Linked DNA regions of Homo sapiens: region 1 is linked to region 2. Evidence: chromatin loops called from intact Hi-C (ENCODE). Cell type or tissue: PC-3. All regions are shown on one strand. Links, peaks and the distances in the headings refer to the core of each region. The heading gives the core; the rest is flanking DNA. Region 1 has its middle 33 kb from the start of LINC00391. Region 2 overlaps ABCC4 (ATP binding cassette subfamily C member 4 (PEL blood group)).

Evidence for each region. Hi-C counts contacts between places; a loop is a spot of excess contacts. Peaks named below come from ENCODE experiments on the same cell type or tissue, not always from the same donor. Only the 100,000 strongest peaks of a DNase experiment are listed, where the experiment ranks them.
Region 1: a loop joins it to region 2, with 17 times the contacts of the local background. A loop is called at or near these places in 29 of 110 quality-filtered maps.

The regions. Positions count from the first base shown.
Region 1 is chr13:94,669,811-94,681,031 of GRCh38, forward strand. No RefSeq gene overlaps it. Among named protein-coding and RNA genes, the nearest start is that of LINC00391, 33 kb to the right of the region's middle. In PC-3, for the core only: CTCF peaks have their summits at 5,254 (motif pointing right) and 5,455; no DNase peak of the experiment used is centred there.
Region 2 is chr13:95,150,770-95,161,990 of GRCh38, forward strand. ABCC4 (ATP binding cassette subfamily C member 4 (PEL blood group)) reads right to left here. Exons shown (of 31, transcript NM_005845.5): 19 at 10,420-10,566. Among named protein-coding and RNA genes, the nearest start is that of SNORD13G, 54 kb to the right of the region's middle. In PC-3, for the core only: a CTCF peak has its summit at 5,632 (motif pointing left); a DNase peak (open chromatin) is centred at 3,852; H3K4me3 peaks cover 1,248 bases; H3K27ac peaks cover 3,074 bases.

The DNA of each region.
Region 1 (11,221 bases), core at 2,844-7,843, 480 kb before region 2:
CCCAGCACTTTGGGAGGCTGAGGCGGGTGGATCGCTGGAGACCAGGAGTTCGAGACCAGCGTGGCCAACGTGGTGAAATCCTGTCTCTACTAAAAATACAAAAAATTAGCCGGGCGTTGTAGCAGGTGCCTCTAATCCCAGCTACTTGGGAGGCTGAGGCAGGAGAATCGCTTGAACCCAGGAGGCAGAGGTTGCAGTGAGCCGAGATCATGCCACTGCACTCCAGCCTGGGCGACAAAGCGAGACTCTGTTTTAAAAAGCAAAAAGAAATTTATTTTTCATAGTTCTGGGGACTGGAGAGTCTAAGATCAAGGGGTCTGGTGATCCCGGGTCTGGAAAGACATCCTTCCTGGTTCACAGATGGCTGTCTTCTCATGGTATCCTCACATGGCCGGGAGAGAGATCGTCTCCCTCAGGTCTCTTTATATAAAGGCACAAATCCCATTTATGTAGTCTCCAATCCCATGACCTAATCACTTCCTAAAGGCCCTGCCTCCAAATACCATCACAATGGGGATTTAGGCTTCAACCTGTGAATTTGGGGGAACACATATATTCAGTCCACAGCAGCATTTGTCAGTACCTCTACATGTACAGTGACAGACTGGGCCAATTCTGGATAAAATAGCCAAGTGGAAAGCAGAGATTGAACCTACACATAATTTATCCACTAAGGCCTTATTTAAACTTATCTTTCAAGAAAATTAGCAAATCTTGCTGGAGTTTACAGTTTGTGCATTTGTCGAGAATGTTTCTCAGGTTTTTATATTAATTGAAAAGTTATATTAAATTGAAATTAGCCTCTGACTAATGTGCTGCAAAACTTTGCTTTAGGCAAAATCCGTGGCATGAAAGAATCATCTCAACAAGCCACGCAGTAATCTTGGGCTCCTGGCCCTCCTACCTCAACTCACCTATACCCTTCTTCCATCACTTCATGCCAGACAACTCACCCCCTCCAAAGTGGTGAGGCTCTGGCCCAATCCAGGACCTTCCCAGTTGATTTGACCTCAGGTGCCCACCTGGGATTGCCAGATAAAATACAAGATGCCCAGTTAAATAACTATTTATTTATTTCCTTCCTTCCTTCCTTCTCTCTGTCTCTCTTTCTCCTTTCCTTCCTTCTCTCTCTCTTTCTCTTTCTCCCTTCCTTTCTTCCTTCCTTCCTTCTTTCCTTCCTTTCTTCTTTCCTTTCTTTTCTTTCTTTCTCTTCCTCTGTTACCCAGGCAGGAGTGCAGTGACTCCATCTCGGCTCACTGCAACCTCCACCTCCCGGGTTCAAGCAATTCTCATGCCTCAGCCTCCTGAGTAGCTGGGATTACAGGCATGCGCCACCACACCCAGCTACTTTCTGTATAGTAGAGATGGGTTTTCGCTATGTTGGCCAGGCTGGTCTCAAACTCCTGACCTCAGGTGATCCACCCACCTTGGCCTCCCAAAGTGCTGGGATTACAGGCATGAGCCTACTGTGCCTGGCCACCAAATATTTTTTTTTAGTGGAAATATGCCCCAAATATTGCAAATTTATACCAAAAAAAATCATTGTTTATCTACCCCGCCTCACTCATCACCTGGCTGCTGCAGGTTCATTCTTCAGGTGACTTACATGTTGCTTCCTCAAAGAGGTCTCTCTGAAGACCCCATCTAAAGTAGGTAATTCTATTATTCTTCAGCGCACCCTATTCTTTTCCTGCATCTCACTCACATCAATTTATAAGTATATTTTCATTTTGGCACTGATTACGTACTCAATGTATATTTGTTCATTGATGTACAACTCATCCATTATTTGTGGAGGAATGAATGAATGAAGAAAGGAAAGTCTTACTGAGAAAAATTCCATGTTTAACTTTCCAGCTAAGGTACTTGCTGGGATAGCTAGTGATTTAAACAGATTTACAAAGAAAAATGGAATTCCTTAGGAAGTTAGTGAAATTTTCACAGAATATGTTGAGAGTAGTGTTGTAGTGCTTTAGGTCATGCAGTATGTAATCATGTGTTTGTAAGAATTATATATTAATCATAGTTTTGTCTAATTTAAATGATTTTGCTAATATATCTGCTGTTTAGTTCTAGGTAGAATTCTGAATAGAAAGTTTAATAATTAGCTCCAATTCACTTTTAAAAATGGTCCAGTTGAAACAACCAGCATTTCTATTTATTAATTGAAGAGTGAGCTACAAATAATTTCTCCCATATAAATCCACCTAGTTCATGACAAAATGTCTTATCATAACATGCAGCAATTTTCTGAAAAGAAATAGTTGTAATATTTTATAAAGAATGCTAGGCAGGGTGCCGTGGCTCATGCCTGTAATCCCAGCACTTTGGGAGGCCAAGGAGGGGAAATCGCTTGAGCTCAGGAGTTCAGCACCAGTTGAGGCAACATAGGGAGATCTCATCTCTATAAAAAATTAAAAATTAGCTGGATATGCTGTTGCACACCTGTAGTTCCAGCTACTTGGGAGGCTGAGGTGGGAGGATTGCTTGAACCCAGGAAGTTGAGGCTGCAGGTTGTACTGAGGTTGTACCACTGCTCTCCAGCCTGGGCAACAGTGTCTCAAAAAGCCCCAAAAGAATGCTAGACTCTTTCTCAGCTATAAAGAACTAAGCAACCAAAATGGATAATACTTTTAGAGAAAATAATAACTTGAGAATCATGTATATACAAAAACGAAGATTTTTTTCATATTGCTTATAGCTCTAGCAATATGAGTAGTTTCTAGTTGAGAATCCAGTATCAAATTCTGACTGATTTGTGGGGCAGGGACATGTTCTACTTAAGTGATCCATTACTAAATGTTGGATCACAGTCGTTGCTCTAAGAACAATTTCAGAACAGTCAGATATGAAATAAAGAGGATGATTGTACAACAGTTTAGATGGGATATTGGCATGAGTTTACTAGAGAATGGTTCAGTTTCACCTCTTTTTAGCTTTGCAACTATGTGACTAGAGTTATAATCCAGATATTATTAAACAGTTGTAATAGTACATACTTTCCCCTTTTTTTATAATGTCAAAACCAATTGTCAGATAAATAACACTCTCAAATCTAGTCCATTTTTACGGAATAATGGCCTTGTCATTGATTCTACTCTATTTTATAGCATTTAATTAAAACCACAAGCTTATACAGTGAGAGGTAGAAATGTATGTATCTAAAAAGTCTCAACACACCTTTACTTCAATTCTCTTGTTTTTAGCTATCAGCCTGTATTTAATCTAATACTTTAAGGGAATATTAGTAAAGAAAAATTGTTGAAACATGTCATATAATAATTGCTGAAGTTATTTTTTACTATTCTCTATAGTTTTTTTTTTTTTTTTTTTTTTGAGACAGAGTCTCGCTCTGTCGCCCAGGCTGGAGTGCAGTGGCTCGATCTCGGCTCACTGCAAGCTCCGCCTCCCGGGTTCACGCCATTCTCCTGCCTCAGCCTCCTGAGTAGCTGGGACTTCAGGCACCCACCACCAGGCCCGGCTAATTTTTTGTATTTTTTAGTAGAGACGGGGTTTCACCGTGTTAGCCAGGATGGTCTCGATCTCCTGACCTCATGATCCACCTGCCCCGGCCTCTCAAAGTGCTGGGATTACAGGCATGAGCCATCGCGCCTGGCCTATAGTTTTTATTTATATATATGTAACAGAAGATGGTACTTACACTTGGCAGTAGGTACAGCAACATATACTGTTAAGATTAGATTATGTTCAGGCCACAATCTGCAGTTTATATGCAAAATCCCAAACCTGTTCTTTTATTTTCCATTATAATGCTTTAAATGTGGCACAAAGGCAATATTTTTCCAAATATTCATACCAAAAGCAAATCACAGTAAAATGCAGTGATAGTATGGCTTTTATTCACTGGCAATCTGATTCAAAATTCCAAAACAAACTCGAAAAAAAGTGCATTTGCTTACTTAGCAAAAGTTGCCTAATTTCTTGAATATTGCTTTCTTCCCATTTTATAAAAACAATTTTGGAGCCTTTAGGGTCTTTTAGCTAATCGTAAAATGATCTCTGGACAGAAAAAATTCAACCGCAAATAGAGGCAAAAAAAAATCTTCAAAACAACACGTTCATCTTCACATTTTTTAAGTAGACAGTTTGGCTTTTTATAAAATAACCTCAAAGCAAATTATCAAACCTTGTGAGGTGTGCTGGAAGGCATGACTGTGGTCTGCCCCTCCCAGACACACTGACGGGTGGCCTGGCATCTCAGGAACGCTGACAAGGCCTGGCCTGACAGTTTCTGAGTTTGTGTCTTTGTCATGACAATAAGCCACATTTTGCACAAGTTCTAAGTAGCAGAAGATAAATGGGAGCCTGCCTTCAGCAGTTGTGGGCAACCTGAAAGACATGTCCTTTGAACTTCGCTTTGTAACTTTTAACATCCATTGTTTTTTTTTTAGTTAGTATGTCCAAGGGTAAAATTAGGTAAAACACTTGACAGAGCTTGTCCAAGGAAGTTGAGTACCATTGACTTAAGTATTTTTTTAAAAAAATCAATAGCTGAGATATCTGCTTGTGTCAGATGTAAGAAACTCAGAGGAAGTGTGTGTGTGTGTGTGTGTGTGTGTGAGAGAGAGAGAGAGAGAAAGGAGAGAGAGAGGGATGAGAGAGAGAGAGAGAGATCAACTTTTTATATGTACCCATCTACATTTAGCAGATAAGTAATTGGAGATAATTCTTGAATCTCATGGGAAGGATGCATTTTCTTTGCAAACTGTCAAATAAATTTAATGTGACTGGTGATATTGTTTTTGCTGAAATGGAATGACTACTTGCAACATGAATACGTGCTGTCTTCTCTGTTTTAACTTAATTTTTTTATTAGCAGTACATTCACACAGTTCAAAAATAAACAAGCAATATATGACATATAATGAAGTCTTGTTTCTGTTTCTCTCCACTCTATTCCCAACCCCTCTTCCATGCCTCTTTTATTTTCTTCCAGAGTTTTGAAGGTTTTCTTTATATTTCAAAATACCCTATCAGCATTTTTGAAAATACACATGGGTGAAAAGAAATTTGAAAGAAATTGTTAGTAATACAAAGTGAATTTCCTGATTCACAATGTATTTGACTAGCTCTAGTATTTTTACTCTGAAGTTAGGATTCTTTATTAAAATATTTAAAATTATAAGCATGTTTGTGTGAGCTTAAAAGAATTATTTTTCAAGGAAAAGTGAAATGAATAAAGTAGGGGTGGTTTTGCTTGGAAAGTTTTGAAGTGGGATTTCCTCACTAGGTGGCGCTCCTGTGCCTAGAGGTCACAAAGAGAGTTGCCCCGCTATCTGCAGGTGCACAGTTCACCAATTAGCACGCTGCTACTGTGGAGACCTCCAGCATCACACAGAGAGCAAGGCCTCCATATTTTCTCCTCTCTAAAGAATGGTTGTTCCAGTCATATTTCTGGTCTGTGCTATATATGCCCTTCCAAGGGGAGGGAAATTATTACAGTTACCTCTTTAGTCTGGAAGGTACGTTATGCAAGGTATCCAGGCAAGAAAGGGCAACTGTTATTTTGACCTGGAGGGAAAAACCTTGGGAAAATTGAACTTTTTAAATAAAGACGTTATCTATAGCACATGAGTGATTTAGAAGATGCCCTTATCTTTTCTCTGAAGACCTTAGTGTCCATCCAATAGCAAAAAGCTTTTAAACATGCTTTGGTTGTATTATCTTTCTTAGGCAATAACATGGCCTCTCATCTGATTCTCACAACCCTCATGTGCCAAGTAGACCATTACAGGTGTGCAATAAATAATAATCAACACAGGCCTGCCTTTACATTTGGCCGCTCAGCCCTGTCAAAAAGTCAAGAAGATAAAAAATTTTAAACCAAAATAGAGGAAGGTTAGAAATATGCTAATTTTTATTTGATATATTTGATCTTGCAACACTTAATTTTTCATGCACCAATTGTAGGTGAGACATTTATTGCACACCTACTCTATGCCTGGCACTAAGCTGTTTGACATGGATGCAACGATGCATTAGACTAAATTTGTGTTTCAAGCCTGATGGGAAAAGGAACTTCCATTCAGAATTCTCTTAAACTCCCATCCTTATTGAAGAAATTACTCCAACTCAGCTCCATGTGTTTTTATATACCATGTTTCTCTATTTTCTTTCATCTGCATCAATATTTTCCTCAACTTTAACACTTTTAGGGCAACTTTGAACTCAGATTACTTCCTTCAGTAACATACTATATTAATAATTTGTAATTCATAAGTGTTTATATGTCACCTTAACCTGAAGACAACCTCAAGTCATGTGAATGTGAGTTCACTGGCTCCAAATGAATCTGAGTTTTTAAAAATGATGTCTTCTGGGTGTCTTGCACACATAGTGTGACCTCAGATCTCATTGACTGAAATACTGTTTTAATGTTTTACTGGGAGAAACAAAGAAAAGCCTGTTGCAGAGGACCCTTTGGGAAAGATGATATAAGCAGGTTGGAGAGCATCAGCTAGTTCTTGGGGACTCCTCAGATGACAGCTGTGCAGTAGGGACATTGACAACATGAGAAGACCTCTAGCTGGTGCCCAGGGGTGTGGTAACTGTAGATGTGATTGTTTGTACCTCTGGCTTCCAGAGACAATGCCAATGCACACGTGGCCCAGATTCCTGTTTCCCGGTGGGGGAAAATGTGTTTTAAGACCAAAAACAAAAATGAAAAAAAAGGAAAGGAAAATGAAAAAAAATCCAGCATCTCCAACCACTGGATGTTGCTTTCTTATGAAGTCTGTTTCCTGACAGCTCTTCCCCAGCAAGTGGGAGGAAAGTGGAGAAAGGAGGCATTCTGTACACAAATGACCCTAAGGAAGATTCTTACTCCCATGATCAGAGCACATGAGATTATGGGTGCCTGATCTCAGGATGCCATGGGAACCAGGAGAGCACTTAACTCCTGCAGGATCTTAGAGATGCAGGGATACAGTGAGTTGAAGTGCACTATAAGGTCCAAGGCCCTTGAAGTGAAATGCACTCTTGGCTAGCACAGAGAAGGGAAGACACTTGCTGGTTTGGTTTTGTTCTTTATCCATTAAGTCCTCCTCAGTTTGAGGTACCTATATCTAATCAGAACCAAAAGACAAAAGAGAATCATGACAGCCGTCTGATGCTTCTCCATCCTGGTGTTGTGTGCCTTACTCCAATGTGGGTCTAACATAAATGCAAAGAGGGCAGAGGTACACATTTCTGAATTTAAAAGGAAATGGTAACTTAGTAACACAATTGTGTCCACTTTCCCTTTAACCTCTCTACTATTCTACAGCTGTGCACAAGGGTTTTCTCCATTGTATTCCATAGTCCTTAGGAGTGTAGAGTATTGCAATCTTTCCCTACAAATGATTTTCCCCAGCACTTCTTCTTTAACTATATTTCTTTGGGATTGGCTAAATTCAACTGAGTATGCATTCACCAAATAATTCCCTTCATAATATAGCATTCCAATTGCCCATATCAGTTGTCCCAAATAAAAAGAATCACAATGGACATATTACAACAGTTATTTTCTTTGGCTATCAAACCCCAAACATCATATAACCAGATCACATCATAATTGTAATTTATTGGGATGGTTGTCAGGGTGTGGTAGTGGTGATTATAATGAGAGGGAGATATAAAGATGTATCTGATCTCAAGACACAGTTTAGTAGGCAGAAAACACAAGTACTTCAAAAACTAAATAATGACAGACCGTGGTAAAGAACACTGAGTATTCTGGGAGCTCTAAGGAGGACACAGTTGCCCAGAGAAAAAGCCTCACAAAAGGCGGAAGGACTTCACGTGGGCCTCAAGGAATACACACAAATCTCAGTAGACCTGGAGAAACCATTCCACGTGGGTGAATGGTGTGGTTAGACTGGTTTTCGTGGAGTCTACAAAAACTGTGGGGAAATAGTGGGCAGTAAGCTGGAAATGTGGATTGAGGCCAGATAGTGGAAGGAAACTAAGGCGCTTGGACTTTATCCTGGTGGTAATGAAGAGATAATGAAGATTTTTAATTAAGGGTTTGGCATGATTAAATGGTGTTTTAGGGAGATTACTGTGGCAGCAGTGAATTGGAGGGGGAGAAACAAGTAAGCGATTAGTTAGGATGCTATTATAATCATCCAGGCTTGAAGCAGCAGGGGTCTGGAGGCAATGGGAATAGAAAGGAAGGGTGGGGTGTGAGAGATAGTGCAAAGGAATGCCCAGCAAGCCCTGGGGACTCATGGCTATGCAGGACAAAAGAAAAGAAGGCAGCAGAGAGAGTTGGTGCGACAGGCAGTGAGGGGAATCAGGAGAAGGCCAGTTAGGGGGAAAAGGGGAGATTGGAGCTGAGAGCTAGCTGGGCTTTGGGATGACTACTAGACATCCAAGTTCAAATATCCAGCAGGTGGGTAGAGATGCAAGACCAAGGCTTTGGAGAATGGCCAGGCACGAGACCTAGACCTCTCTCTTCTCTAAGTCAATCTGACCTCTTTCCAGAGAAAGAATTGAAATTCAGTGGCTAAGCAATTAGAATACAATGTGTGTATTTTAGAATATGTCCTTACATATCAACAGGAAGGAAGAATCCAGGTCATTCTTTGAATATTTTTAACTTCTGGAGAATGATTTTTTAATGAATCACCCAAATATATCAGGTGAATGTTTTTTAAAGCCAAATTTCCCAGATAATATTCCCAAATATTTAAATTTCTTACTTGAGGGAGGCTCAGCCTTAGTGTCTAATGGAGTTCGATTACAGAGTCATTTCCATGTTGAATATGGTGGAGATGGCGCCATCTCCACAGAGCTCTGTGACTGCTGTGCGACTCCAGATGAATGGTACAAGAGCCCTCCTAATCCTTGTAGGCCCTCTGCCTAATTCCCTCACGCAAATTAAAGAGAAGAGAGGTTTCCAGATTTCATTTATCAGGAAAGTGCATTCTTCTAGCGGAAGGAATCAGCAAGAAGAGGCTCACACGTCTTTAGTGTCTGCTGAATAATCAGTGGCTCATGGCCACTTGGAATCCCACCAGACTAAATGCGAACTGGCACTTCCCTTCAAAAAGTGGAATGTTATGGATCAAAATGTGACCCAGTGAAAATAAAACAGCTTTGGACTTAAATAATAATTAATTAATTAATAAAACAGAAAGCACCCTTGGGTGTACAGATTTAGCTGCCAAAAACCTCCCTACATGACTCAGACTTAGTGGACATTGTTTGAATTCTGCTATGAAATTCAAGAAACCAGACAGATCGGTGAAATGAGCTAGTATCTGAACATCAAGGGAAAAACTTTTTTTTGAAACCTGAAAACCAAATGCTGGTAAATGGTTTGCCTCCAAACCCAGAAGAAAGATTATTCCTCTTAATTCACATACGCCTTTCAGTAATGCTTGTACTTACATGAGACTTACAAGTGGGTATTTGGAACTCCATGGTGTTTTAAATGTGGAGGTCATCTATGAAGTTAGGAGCTCCACAGTCCTTTCAATGTGGGAGTTTCAAGAGCAGGATCTACATCTGCCATGGAAATTGTAACCACCATGTCTGATTATCATCTGGCCACAAGTGTCTTAAAATTCTGTTCATTGTAATTGATTTCATCAGCAGAGCTTGTAACTGTCTTCCAGAGTTAAGCTCCACTGGCTGCTCCAGGAGACTTTGTCAGCACTTTGAGCCATTTCTAGTTGGATTGGCGGGAGGTCATGTGAGCTTCCTTCCTATAGAAGAGAGCTTCTAACTGAAGCTGGAGCTCAACTCCCCAAGACCCCCCTGGAAACCTGGAAAATACTGACATCTCCTGAGCACACCAGAAGAACCTGCCTGTCTTCTCACGCCCAGCCCGTCCTTACTCAAGAAGCATGTGGATTGAGCAAACGTTCAAATTTTCAATCCTATGCATTAAACTGAAACAATTAACAAAGAATCCTACTAGAAATCCTACTTTATTTGTGATCAGAACTTGTAGTTGAGTCATCAACAAGTTCACCAAACAACCCAGCCAGACTGGATCAAGATGGGGAGGAGCTCCTTCCTCCTCCACCCTTCATAATATAATAGGTTATCAGGAGAGCCTTTTTTTGAATACAGAGTGATGAGATTACATAACTCTTAAGGGCCCTCCCTACCCTGCCATCCTATGTCTTTTGATTACGATTAATACATTTCCACATTGTGCTCGGTTCATGAATCTGCCACTCAACTAAAACGCTGTCCCTGATCTCCCCCAGTGATGTCCTCAACACTTGATTTTGGGAAGCCCTTATCATAAATAACTGCTGGAAGCTCCAAGGCTCAAAAATAAGGAGGAACACACACACACACACACACACACACACACACACACACACTCTGTCTCTCTCTCTCTCTCAAGTTTTAACCAAGTTGAACTCAAATTTTCTGATGTACTAGGATTTAACTGTCTTATATTAAATAATAATGTTTTAATTTTGATATTAAAGTATTTACACCTGTATAAGTTATAGCTTGCCAATAGCCATTTCCAAGCAACACATAAGAAAGAAGACAGGTATGGTGGCTCACACCTGTAATCCCAGCATTTTGGGAGGCCGAGGTGGGCAGAGCACTTGAGGTCAGGAGTTCGAGACCAACCTGGCCAACATGGGCGAAACCCCGTCTTCACTAGAAATACAAAAATTAGCCTGGCATGGTGGGACACATCTATAATCCCAGCTACTCAGGAGGCTGAGGCAGGAGAATTGCTTGAACCCAGGAGGCGGAGGTTGCAGTGAGCTGAGATCACACCACTGCACTCCACTCTGGGTGACAAGGTAAGACTCTGACTTAAAAAAAAAAAAAAAAAGAAAAGGAAAAGAAAAGAAAAGAAAGAAGATGACATTATGTCAATAAATCTAATCTTGGTCAATTCATGGTAACCAAAGTTGGTATTTTGGTCTTAGTTTTCTTCCAGCATAGAAAGACAAAGGTCAAAAAATAATCTTTCTGTAGTCATTCTTGGTTGAAAGTACCTTCTGAATTTCTCTCTTATTAATATGTTGCCCTTTATTATGTGTCAGAAATAGAAATGGTAGAGGGCTGGAATGTGATCTTGATATACAACTGTCCTGCTCTTTCTACTAACTGCTGAATTATTATCATTTTACAAAAATTACATCTGAAAGAGAGAAATGTGTGTTTAAATTGCCTGGTTTCCAATGAATAACCTTTGCTAAAGTGATTAGTAGTTTCTCCAAGCAATGAGCTTGAAAAT
Region 2 (11,221 bases), core at 2,978-7,977:
CTTTCTCCAACACACTTTCCTAAGCTGAGCTGTAGCACTTAGACCTCCCCCAGTGGCTCAGAAAAGCATCTAGGCCCAGTCAAGAGTCTAGCTAGAAATTGTTGTGAGTCCACTTGAAGCTTAGAGATTATGATCTGAAATAAAGAATCATTTATTTTGTTTCCTGAACACCTCTGCTACTCCCACTGGTATGATTTCTTTTGAACACAATTGGTTTTGAAGTGCCAAAAGAACCATTTTTGGAAATTTTATAAAATCAAGGCCAATGAATTATGAAGAAGACATATCTGATGGAGCTATGCTCATGTGTGTTGTATCTAGAAAAGTATCTAGACTTCCATTTGGCAGCTGCATTAATTTTAATATGCATCTTTTTGATATGAGATCATAGATTCTGACACAGGATGGTTTTTAGAAGTAATCCATTGTTGGTCTAGTGTGGTGGCTCACACCTGTCCCAGCACTTTGGGAGGCTGAAGGCAGATCACTTGAGGTCAGGAGTTCAATACCAGTCTGGCCAACATGGTGAAACTCTGTCTCTACTAAAAATACAAAATCAGCCAAGTGTGGTGGCATATGCCTGTAGTCCCAGCTACTCGGTAGGCTGAGGCAAGAGAATTGCTTGAGCCCAGAGGGCGGAGGTTGCAATGAGCTGAGATCACACCACTGCACTCCAGCCTAGGCAACAGACCAAGACTCTGTCTCAAGAAAAAAAAAAAAAAAGAAGAAGAAGAACAAAGAGGAAAGAAGGAAGAAGGAAGAAGAATGAAGAAGGAAGGAGGAGGAGGAGGAGAAGGAGAAGAAGGAGGAGGAGAAGGAGAAGAAGGAGGAGGAGAAGGAGAAGGAGAAGAAGGAGAAGAAGGAGGAGAAGGAGAAGAAGGAGAAGAAATCATCATCATCATCATCCACTGTCGGCAACTATTTAAGTTTGCAAGTCCCTTGAAAACAGGTACTTTTGTTTCAATGTTTGGGACCACAACTGACGATGAGTAGAAGACCAAGAAATGCTTGATGAATGAAAAAGCCACTTTTTACCTGTTAGAACCCTGAGGCTAAGAGAAGTAATGTGACCGACTTAGTTACCACAAACTATGATCCTAGCAGAATTGGGGCATCTCAACACCTCAACTCCCTGTGCAAGAACAGATTTTCAATGTCTACTGATGATTTTAAATGGATTAATTCCTCTCTTTACTTCTTAAGGGCATGAAGTTTATGAAACAAAACTATACAGTACCAGACGCTTAACCCACAGAGTGTTAAAAGTCACCTTCAACACACAACTAAACCCCCAAAAAAGTTATTAGGTGTTTGACAGTTTCATTTCTTTGACTGGTAAACAACAGGAGAACTTGGTCTAGTTCCATGAATCACAGCTTCCAAAGAACCAATGTACGGTTTTTCTCTTCAGGCCATCACGTATCAGAAACAAAGTCCACCAAAGTAATCTATTACAAACTGTACTTTTGAAAAAGAAAATTGGAAGCAAGAGTTAAATTTAATATAAGTACCAGCTGTAAGACAAAAAACACTCTAATTTTATTTCAACACTGTAAAGTCCCATTGTTCTTTATGGGTGTTGCTTAAAGAGATGCAAATGCACTCTTGGAACTATTTCTTGTTCTGTCCAGCCAACAAATATTTACTAATCAGATACAGTGTATCCAATCCTGGGCTCAGGGGATTTAGCAAGGAAACAACAGATAAGCTCCAAGAAGACAAGGGGAAAACAAGGCAAGGAAGACAAGGGGGAAACAAGGCTAACATAAGACAAGGGTGGTAAATACGTAATTACCTAAATTAGAATGTAACTATCATTTTCATAAACACTATCAAAAACTTGATAAAAGCAAAAATGTTTTAAACTTCATGGAAAACAAAATGTCACAACCTCAGCGTTGTAAATATTCTGATTTTTTTTCCACTGTCTTCATGGCAATATAAATAATCATGTTTATAATAAAGGGGGAAGGAATAAAATAATGGAATAAGAAAACTCCAATTATAAGTGAAAATCAGTTCTCATATAAAACTCAAATTAAACTCCAGTTATAAATGGAAAACTCTCAAATTAAAACTCCAATTATAAATGAAAACCAGAGTTCTCATATGAGAACTTCAAAGTCAAATCTTTGAGGGGAAGCAGTTGGCCTTACAGTAAAACAGAACAGCGTTTCAAGCTAGCAAATCCCAACAACTTCCACTTAGTGTCCAAAAACTATGCTTTATACATATTAGGCTCTCAGTAATATACTTATCAATATTTATTCATGTTGAAATCGGCCACTGCAAGTGGCTAATGGAATATCATTAGGTTATTCCAGAAACAGTGTTCTATTTTCCCTTGAAATGGTTATCCAACAGCTAAGAACTAAGTCATGAAGATACTTTGATTCTTTTCTGACAATAAGGTCACAGAGAACTATAATGTTGATCTAACAGTGGGGGACAGTTTTAAATGACAATACTTGAATTACTATTATCAGTCACACATCCCATAGGCTAATGCCAAATTACTAAGCACACATTAACAGCAGATATTGGGATATGCTACAAAGCCCTGAGTTCCAAGTTAGCTAGTTCCAAGTTAGCCGAAGATAAAGATAAAGACAACACATATCAAATCAGTTAATGGGGGGGCGTTAAAACCATAGCCACGGACATTAGACTGAAGTGGAGAACTTACATATATCGAGAGAGACAGAGAGAGAGAGATACAGGCATATACAAATACATGCAGGTATCACATTATATACACTATAGGAAAACAATTTAACACAGTTAAGTAAAATGTCATCTTATAATTTCCTGAAATATTACATGATTATCACTTTGAACAAAGCACATTCTTCCCTAGTTTTTTATCTTTTTAACATTTTATTGGACAAACACAGTGCTTTCTCTGTTACTAAGTTGTCAGTATCTCCATGTATGATTTATTATGGAGAAAAACCATGAATCAGAACATTCTAGTAGATTAAAAATTATGCCAAAATGATGCAATATTTACCAGCTGTAGACAAGTGCTACAGTAATCGCTTACATACAGATTACTGACAAAATAACAATAGCAATCAAATATATGTAACTACGTAACTATTTAAACTCCTAACAAAGGCTTTTATGATACTATTAGCAGTAAAGGAGCAACTCCCATAAAATATGACTTCGTATCACCCCTGATAAGAGTTTAAGTACATATAACCATTGTTATGTGAAAAAAACATTATTTTTAATTTGTGATAACCCGACAGGATTTAATTACCACACCTACTTCAAACTCTTAGCTGTTTCATTCAAAGCTGAAAAAACAATATTTATGTGGCTATTGAGAATCATTATGATTGATGCAATCTTTTGTGTTATTCCCTTTATAGTCACTTGCATTTGTTATTATTAACAAGAAAAAATGAAAGGGGAAATGTGTGTTTTTGTTTTGCAACAAAGCTTTTCTGGTGATGACTAACTTCTTCCTTTGAACACAAAAAGCCTCTTAAACTAACTAATGTACATATAAATGTGTTCTTTACAATACGCATCAGGCAAGGGGGTGGGAGGGAAAGCCCGCAGGACTTAAGCCAGAATTAAAAGCAATATAGGCAAGATTGAGTACATGAAAGCTGTCAGGACGGTTGTTATTCTCAATTTCTTACAGCTCATCTGCTCTCAAGGAAGAAAAATCATAGTTTCTTTTAACCATATCCACAACAGATCTCACTTGAAAGGAAACATAGCGAGTGATTTGGCATCAATGGGCATATTACCAATTTTCCAGCATCACTACTGAATATTTATACTGGTGACGAATGATGACACTGAGGAAATATTTTAGCACGAAGCTTTGCCTTGTAAATTGTCTGAATGGTGCTGTGTCAAAACAACACCTACCATAAATCAGAGGTTTTAGGACCAGTATTTCTTGTTTAAACATGCTACCTGCTCAGCAGAATCACTTGTGTGAACAGGCATAGATTAATGTGTGCTGGGCAGAGCCATCTTACCCCCTAGCTTATAGAGCTATAATTTAACAAGCCTATTATTGTAGAGGTAATTTTGACAGTGCTGAAATATTATACTTGTTAAAAATGCACATTTAGCACCAACTCCAGTGGTCATTTGAACTGAATAAACAGATAAATAGGTATCCCTACAATTATGTTTCTTCTTTATTGATGACTCTTTTTTTCTGGCAAGGAAGTGGGATATGGACATCAGATTTTATAGAGTATCGCAAGACAGTCTTTCTGATCATATAAAAAGCTCATCATGGAGGTTGCTTTCAGTTCTCCACAAATTATTTAGCAACTTGTAGTGGATTCCAGAGTCCCTTTCCAGGTTTCAGAAACAGAACAATAGTTCAAACCACTACCACCCTCCTCCCCTCAATTCCTGTAGGATGCACATCCTAACTTCCCATTCAGTCAAGCTGGGAAGGAATCATTCTTTTTTTTTTTTTGGAGACAGGTTGGAGTGCAGTGATGCAATCACAGCTCACTGCAGTCTTGACCTCCCAGACTCAAGTAATCCTCCTGACTCAGCCTCCCGAGCTGCTGGGACTACAACCACGCCTGGCTAAAAGCTGAGAATCTTAATCACTGGGGCAACCCTCGATTTTTGATTAGGGAACATAGGAGAATATGTCTATCTTAAAATCTAGTACTAGCATTCGCATTCCATACCTCAGTGACCACAAGCATCTTCCACTGGATTAAAAAAAAGAAACATGGGAAGAAGTCAATATGTTTCTTTTTTCTTTTATCTAGTGTTTTAGCTCTCATTTACCTTAATCTATAAAGAAAAAAGAATGATATGAATCTGGTTTTTTTGTTACACTGTTGAAGGCATCGATGAACATAAATATACATACACACACATACTCCCCACGCACACACTGGAGAAAAACCAGTTGTGTAAAACACACTGGCTGTAACCCAATATTAACTTTTACTTCCCTGAGAGAGTAAACAAACACTTCTACCAACACCAGCTCTTGGGTTCTTAAAGCCAAATTAACAAATTGAAAGCAAGTAAACATTTATCTGGCACCCATTAGAGTCAGTGTACTTAGCTAAATGTTATGTCACCATAATTAGGCATGAGAAAACAGGACAACAAACCGCTCATCTTTTCTCCAAAACAAAGAGTGAAATTGTAGAGACCTGATAAGAATAAAATGTCTCTGCTAACTCTGTTGGCGTGGAAGAAAACTAAAGAAACTAACTGTGTAACTATCTTTCTCTGCAAACTCATGCTTACAAAGAAAACAGAAACATCATACAAGCAAATCATAATGTATGCTTCAGGAATTAAAATGCATCCAACCACTCAAGATGTCAGCGTCTGCCTATTCCAGTTACTAGTCAAGAAGGTGTAATTAGGAAATCCAAAAAAACCCTGTTTGAAATGCTAGGTATTCCAGGACAACATCAGAAAAATATCTTCCACAAAGACTTTCATGTTTCAAACATAATACGCCACAATATTACTTTTTAAATTTCATATTAACACATATCAAGATACAAAGACCCAAGCTATAAAAATAGAATTTCCAAGAAAGCTTTAAATTAAAAACCAGGTTTTGCAATGAGGTGCTCTTACATTATATCACTGAAATACTGCAGATCATGCTGCCCTCTTGTGCTGGATATCAAAAGCAAAATTAATTCTGCCCATGCCAGGAAAACAGGATTTACATTTAAAATAAAAATCATCTCTTAATTTCTGAAGACTTACTCTTGACCTAGGATTTGTGTTACCCATTTATTATGATTGGAACAGAACGGAAACAGGGCTAAGACACACACAAAAACTGACTAGGAAGAGGTAGATGCAGCGAACAGTACCAGAAAATATCTGCAAATGCCCTATTCAACTCAGGTCATAATCAAAATATGAAGGAGGTGTCCGAGGGCAGCTGAAAATGTAAGGCTTCTTAACAGACACACGTGATCCCATCACCAACCTACATCAAAAGAGGAAAGAATAAAAACTAGCAATGGGTGAGAGGAGGATAAAAAGACGAGAAAGGAAAACCGGCTCTTGGCAGGGCGCGGTAGCTCACGCCTGTAATCCCAGCACTTTAGGAGGCCAAGATGGGTGGATCACCTGAGGTCAAGAGTTCGAGATCAGCTTGACCAACATCATGAAACCCCATCTCTACTAAAAATACAAAAATTAGCCAGGTGTGATGGTGGACACTGTAATCCCAGCTACTCGGGAGGCTGAGGCAGGAGAATCACTTGAACCTGGGAGCCGGAGGTTGCTGTGAGCTGAGATCACGCCACTGCACTCCAGCCTGGGCGACAGAGTGAGACTCTACCACACACACACACACACACACACACACACACACACACACACAAACAGTCACCATTTGTCCACTGGTGGTCACCTTGGATGAATGTGTGTCCATTCTTGCTGGGGGCCCAGCCCGCTCCCAACAGCAGACAGAGCATGGTTGCCCCTCAGACCCAGCTCCACATTGCTCGTCAGTACTTGGCTTCTTGGGAAAACTGCTATCTCAGTACCAATAGGAGGTAAAACCCTGTCTCTACTAAAAATACAAAAAAAAAAAAAATTAGCCGGATGTGGTGGCAGACACCTGTAATACCAACTACTCAGGAGATAGACACATGAGAATTGCTTGAACCCAAGAGGTGGACATTTGCAGTGAGCTGAGATCATGCCACTGCACTCGACTGGGCAACAGAGCAGGAAGAAAGGAAGAAAGAGGAAGGAAGGAAGGAAGGAAGGAGAAAAGAAAGGAAGGAAGAAAAGAAAGAAAAGAGAAAGAGAGAGAGAACTGGCTCTTGTCATTCTAAGGCAGCACACTGGTTTGGCTCACATTTTATCCTGCTAGCTTAAGATTTATCAGGTTAACGAAAGGCCAGTAGATAAAAAGGTATTGTATTATATAAACAAAGATGAATTTCATGCAACCATAGGTGGGTTCGAAATGGAGAGGAACTTAATATCTGGCATGTTGGAGAAGCGTGGCCTTCCTAGAAACAGAAACTTCAGGCCGGGCGCGGTGGCTCACGCCTGTAATCCCCACCACTTTGGGAGGTGGAAGCGGGCAGATCACGAGGTCAGGAGATCGAGACCATCCTGGCCAACACGGTGAAACCCGTCTCTACTAAAAAAGTACAAAAAATTAGCCGGGCGTGGTGGTGGGTGCCTGTGGTCCCAGCTACTCTGGAGGCTGAGGCAAGAGAATGGCATGAACCCAGGAGGCAGAGCTTGCAGTGAGCCAAGATCACGCCACTGCACTCCAGCCTGGGTGACAGAGCAAGACTCCGTCTCAAAAAAAAAAAAAAAAAAGAAACAGAAACTTCGCTGCTGAGAAGAAACACAGACCTTCCAGGTTTACCTTCCCCTTCTCCCTAAATCCAAATAAGTGAACTTGGGACCACAGTGGGGCAGTCAGGGGGACCCTTCCAGAAGGTCTGGTTCTCTGAGTCACCAGCAAGGGTCGCCCATTCATTAACCACACAGATGAGGATCTGGGCAGAAGCATGATGAGGGGGATGGCACACTGGGGTGGGAGTGGACATAAAATAATGGAGAAGACATTTCTATGCTGCAGACCAGAGTCACTGAGAATATTCCAGCACAAGGGCACTGGAGATGGGGATATGAGGGACGTCTAGCCAGACCCCCGGTGTGAATCACCTGGAGTTTCTGTGCCAGTCACCATCCCAAGGTGAGCTTACTGGAAACTACATGCCAGCAGAGGTCCTCCCCGTTTCCTAAGTTTTCTAAAACCTGGGAGAATATCAGGATGCTGAGCTCATAGGAAACTCCCCCGGGGCTCTTCTAAGAGCTTGCTTTTAATAACTAAGTATTCAGACATGCTTCCCAGTCTTTCTACCCCACTCAAAGAACACTCTGCAATTCAGGGGGCACAACATCATGCCAGATACTTATACATATTTAACATGTATGTTTAAGAGTACTGAAAAATCGAGCATGCCTGCCTCACTATCATAGAGGGGAATTTTTATTTATATTATAAAGCCGGCTGGGTCCAGTGGCTCATGCCTGTAATCCCAGCACTTGAGGAGACTGAGGCAGGAAGATCCCTTGAGCACAGGAGTTCGAGACCAGCCCGGGTAACATAGTGAGATCCCATCTCTTCAAAATAGAATAAAATAAATTTTAAAAATTAGCTGGCCATGGTGACACAGGCCTGTGGTCCCAACTACTTGGAAGGCTGAGGCAGGAGGATCGCTTGAGCCCAGGAGGTCAAGGCTACAGTGAGCTGTGATCACATCACTGCACTCCAGTCTAGTCAACAGAATGAGACCTTATTTCTAAATAAATTTTATATATATATATATATATATATATATATATATATATATAACTATTGAAGTGCATACAATCAGTAATGTGAATTCTGAGGCGTAATTCACAGATTTTGTGTATCCTTCACCATTGTAAAAAGTGCAAAAATTTTATCTAAATGAAAATTTTAATTCTACCATTAAAAAACTTTTAATTTTTACATTTTTTCAACATCTACCACTAAAAAAAGTAAATAATTCATGACCTCTAAACATTTTGGACAAAGTAGACCTCTCTTGGGGTACTTATTTGGGCTTCTATTTTGTTGAAGGAATAAAGTCATGCTAATAGATATAGGAGGAGGAAGCAAGATAAACACTCAGGTGCTGCTGTAAGATTAGTCACCTCCAAGATTTAGACTGGGTCCCAAATCCCTGAATAATAAATAAATCAGCATGAGGAGAAGCCCACAGGTCTCAAACATGGAGAGGCTGGTTAATGGTAGTCATGAGCATTCCGAGGCCTGTGATAACAGAAAGGCAGTCCCACTTAATGCTCCAAATGTTATGACTGTAGTTTCAAATTAACTGGCAAAGTGGCGCAACGTTACAGCTGTAATAGCGCAGAGGTCCTCCAATGACTTTCTAATAACAGCTGAAATCAGACCGATATTTGTGTGGTCTCTGCAGTTTACAAATCCTTGCACGTTGCACAGTGCTTGGACTGAAAAGTATTTGTTAAATAAATCTACACAAGATGCTTTCCAGAACAGTCTTCTTTAATCTTCACAAAAATCATGTAAAACAGAGAGGGTAGGAGTAATTTCCACCCCACAGTGAAGGTGATTCAGTTCACAGATACATGGCTTCATTGTCACTAACATTCGTTAGGCACTGACCATGTTGCTACACCCAGTTTCATGTGCTAGGAATGTATTAACATGCTTAATTCTCATAAGATTTCAATTTGGTGGGTATGAATAGTATCCCTATTTTACAGATAAGAAAACTGTGACACAGAAAAATTAAGTAACTAGGACATGAATATGAATGTAACTATAATCAGCTATAACAATTAGTAACCAGCACCAGGATTGAACCCAGGTAGTTAGCTTGAGTTCACACTTTGAACTACAGCATCTGCTTGGAGACTTGCCTGTGTAATAGCACCTATGTGCTCTGGCCTTGGTCAAAAAGCTAGTCAATGGCCAGGCCAAAGCTGTGCCTGTGTTCTCTCCAGGCCACCTCCCTGCTTCTATGAGGGCAGTTATCATTTGCACAATGTCACTCAGGCCTCCCCACAAGTCCACTCAACTGAGCAGGGTGGGGACTTATAGGCACAACTAATTCTCCCTAGGAACCCAGGTCAGGAAGGCTAGCCTCAGAAGCAGGACAGATAAGAAGCGCATAGTGCAGAGGCATCAACCACTTGGAAAATACTGGGTATAGTTGGGTATACCTAGGAAACAAGCTACTGAAGATCTATATGGCAGGTTCAACAAAGTCTCTATTATAGAACCAAAAGTCTACTTCAAAACCACAGAGTTAGAAACTGTTCTTGAAGGGGAGTTTACATTTTATCAATCTTGGCTTTTAATTAACCACATATTATCTTTCAGGGAAACCTCACAGTCAGGGTATGTACAAAAACCCTGTGTTTCCAGAAATGAACGGGTTTCCCAATGAAAGAAAGAAATGCACGGCCTGTCTCACGTCAGAGCATTCCTGATTACAAAGATCCCTCTGAAAAATGGCATAACCTAACACTATGTAAACACAGCCAATGTTTAGCAACTATTCAACTACATTTAAACATGTTTACAGGGAATGCAGGATGCTTCACTTGCCTCACAGCAAATGGATTCCTAAAGCATTCTGCAAAGTGAACATTCATTTATTTTTCCACACACATATAAATTGGAATAAAAGATTGTATGCCCCCCCCTCCCCCCGCATATTTAGATTTTCTCTGGTAGGAGAAAAATATCAGTGAAGTTTCTTGTGGAAAATGAATCAACATGCATAGTGATTTTCTTCCCAGCATCCCTTCCATTTTCAAAGATGGAAATGTAATCAGATCCTAAATGTGTTGTTAACAAGACATACTTACTGAGAAACTTGGTGTCAGACTTACCTATTGGATTTCTATCAAAGAATAATACCGGAGCTTTCAGAATTGACTCAAACATTTTGTTGTGCAAAGTTTGTGAAGAGTTAACAAGGACGTAGAATACCAATAGAGATCTTGCTATGCCAAAAAGAACGGTAGCTACAGTTAAACCTGAAATAAAGAAATATCACTTAGAGAACACAGCATATCTCTGCATTTTCTTCAATAGTTGCTAAAGCAAGCCAGGTAGTTTATAAAGATGTTACTTAATTTATTCCATAAAGCATCTGGATTCTACATAAGTATAATGTATTTACAAAATACATTGACAAAGAAGGATTAAAATAGTTTATTTTTCTCTCACTGAATGGAAACTGCACAGAAAAGAAAAATCAGGTGTATAATACAATTTCATTCTAGGCTCTAATTCAATTGCAAGTTCTATTAAAAACTCAGAAGTAGGATAGATAATCATGAAGTGTAGTTGATCTTCTCCATATTCCAAATCTTATTACTTACATTATGTCCCATAATCTAAAAAAGGTGGTATGTTTTGATACCAACATGTGATATTAACAAGGAATAGGAGAAATGATTTACCTTTTCCTTGTAGAAAATGCCCAAGTAGCTTTAAAGAATTTAAAAATACCGTATTAAGTTGCATGTGGAAAACCTCTTGAATAATTGAATTGCAAGAAAACACAAATTATATTTTAACATAAGATAATTAATCTAAATAAGCAACTAATCCCCCACTGTTTTACATAGACACAAGACATTTTTAAATGAATAAAATAAATCATACATTTTATTAAGACATGAATGA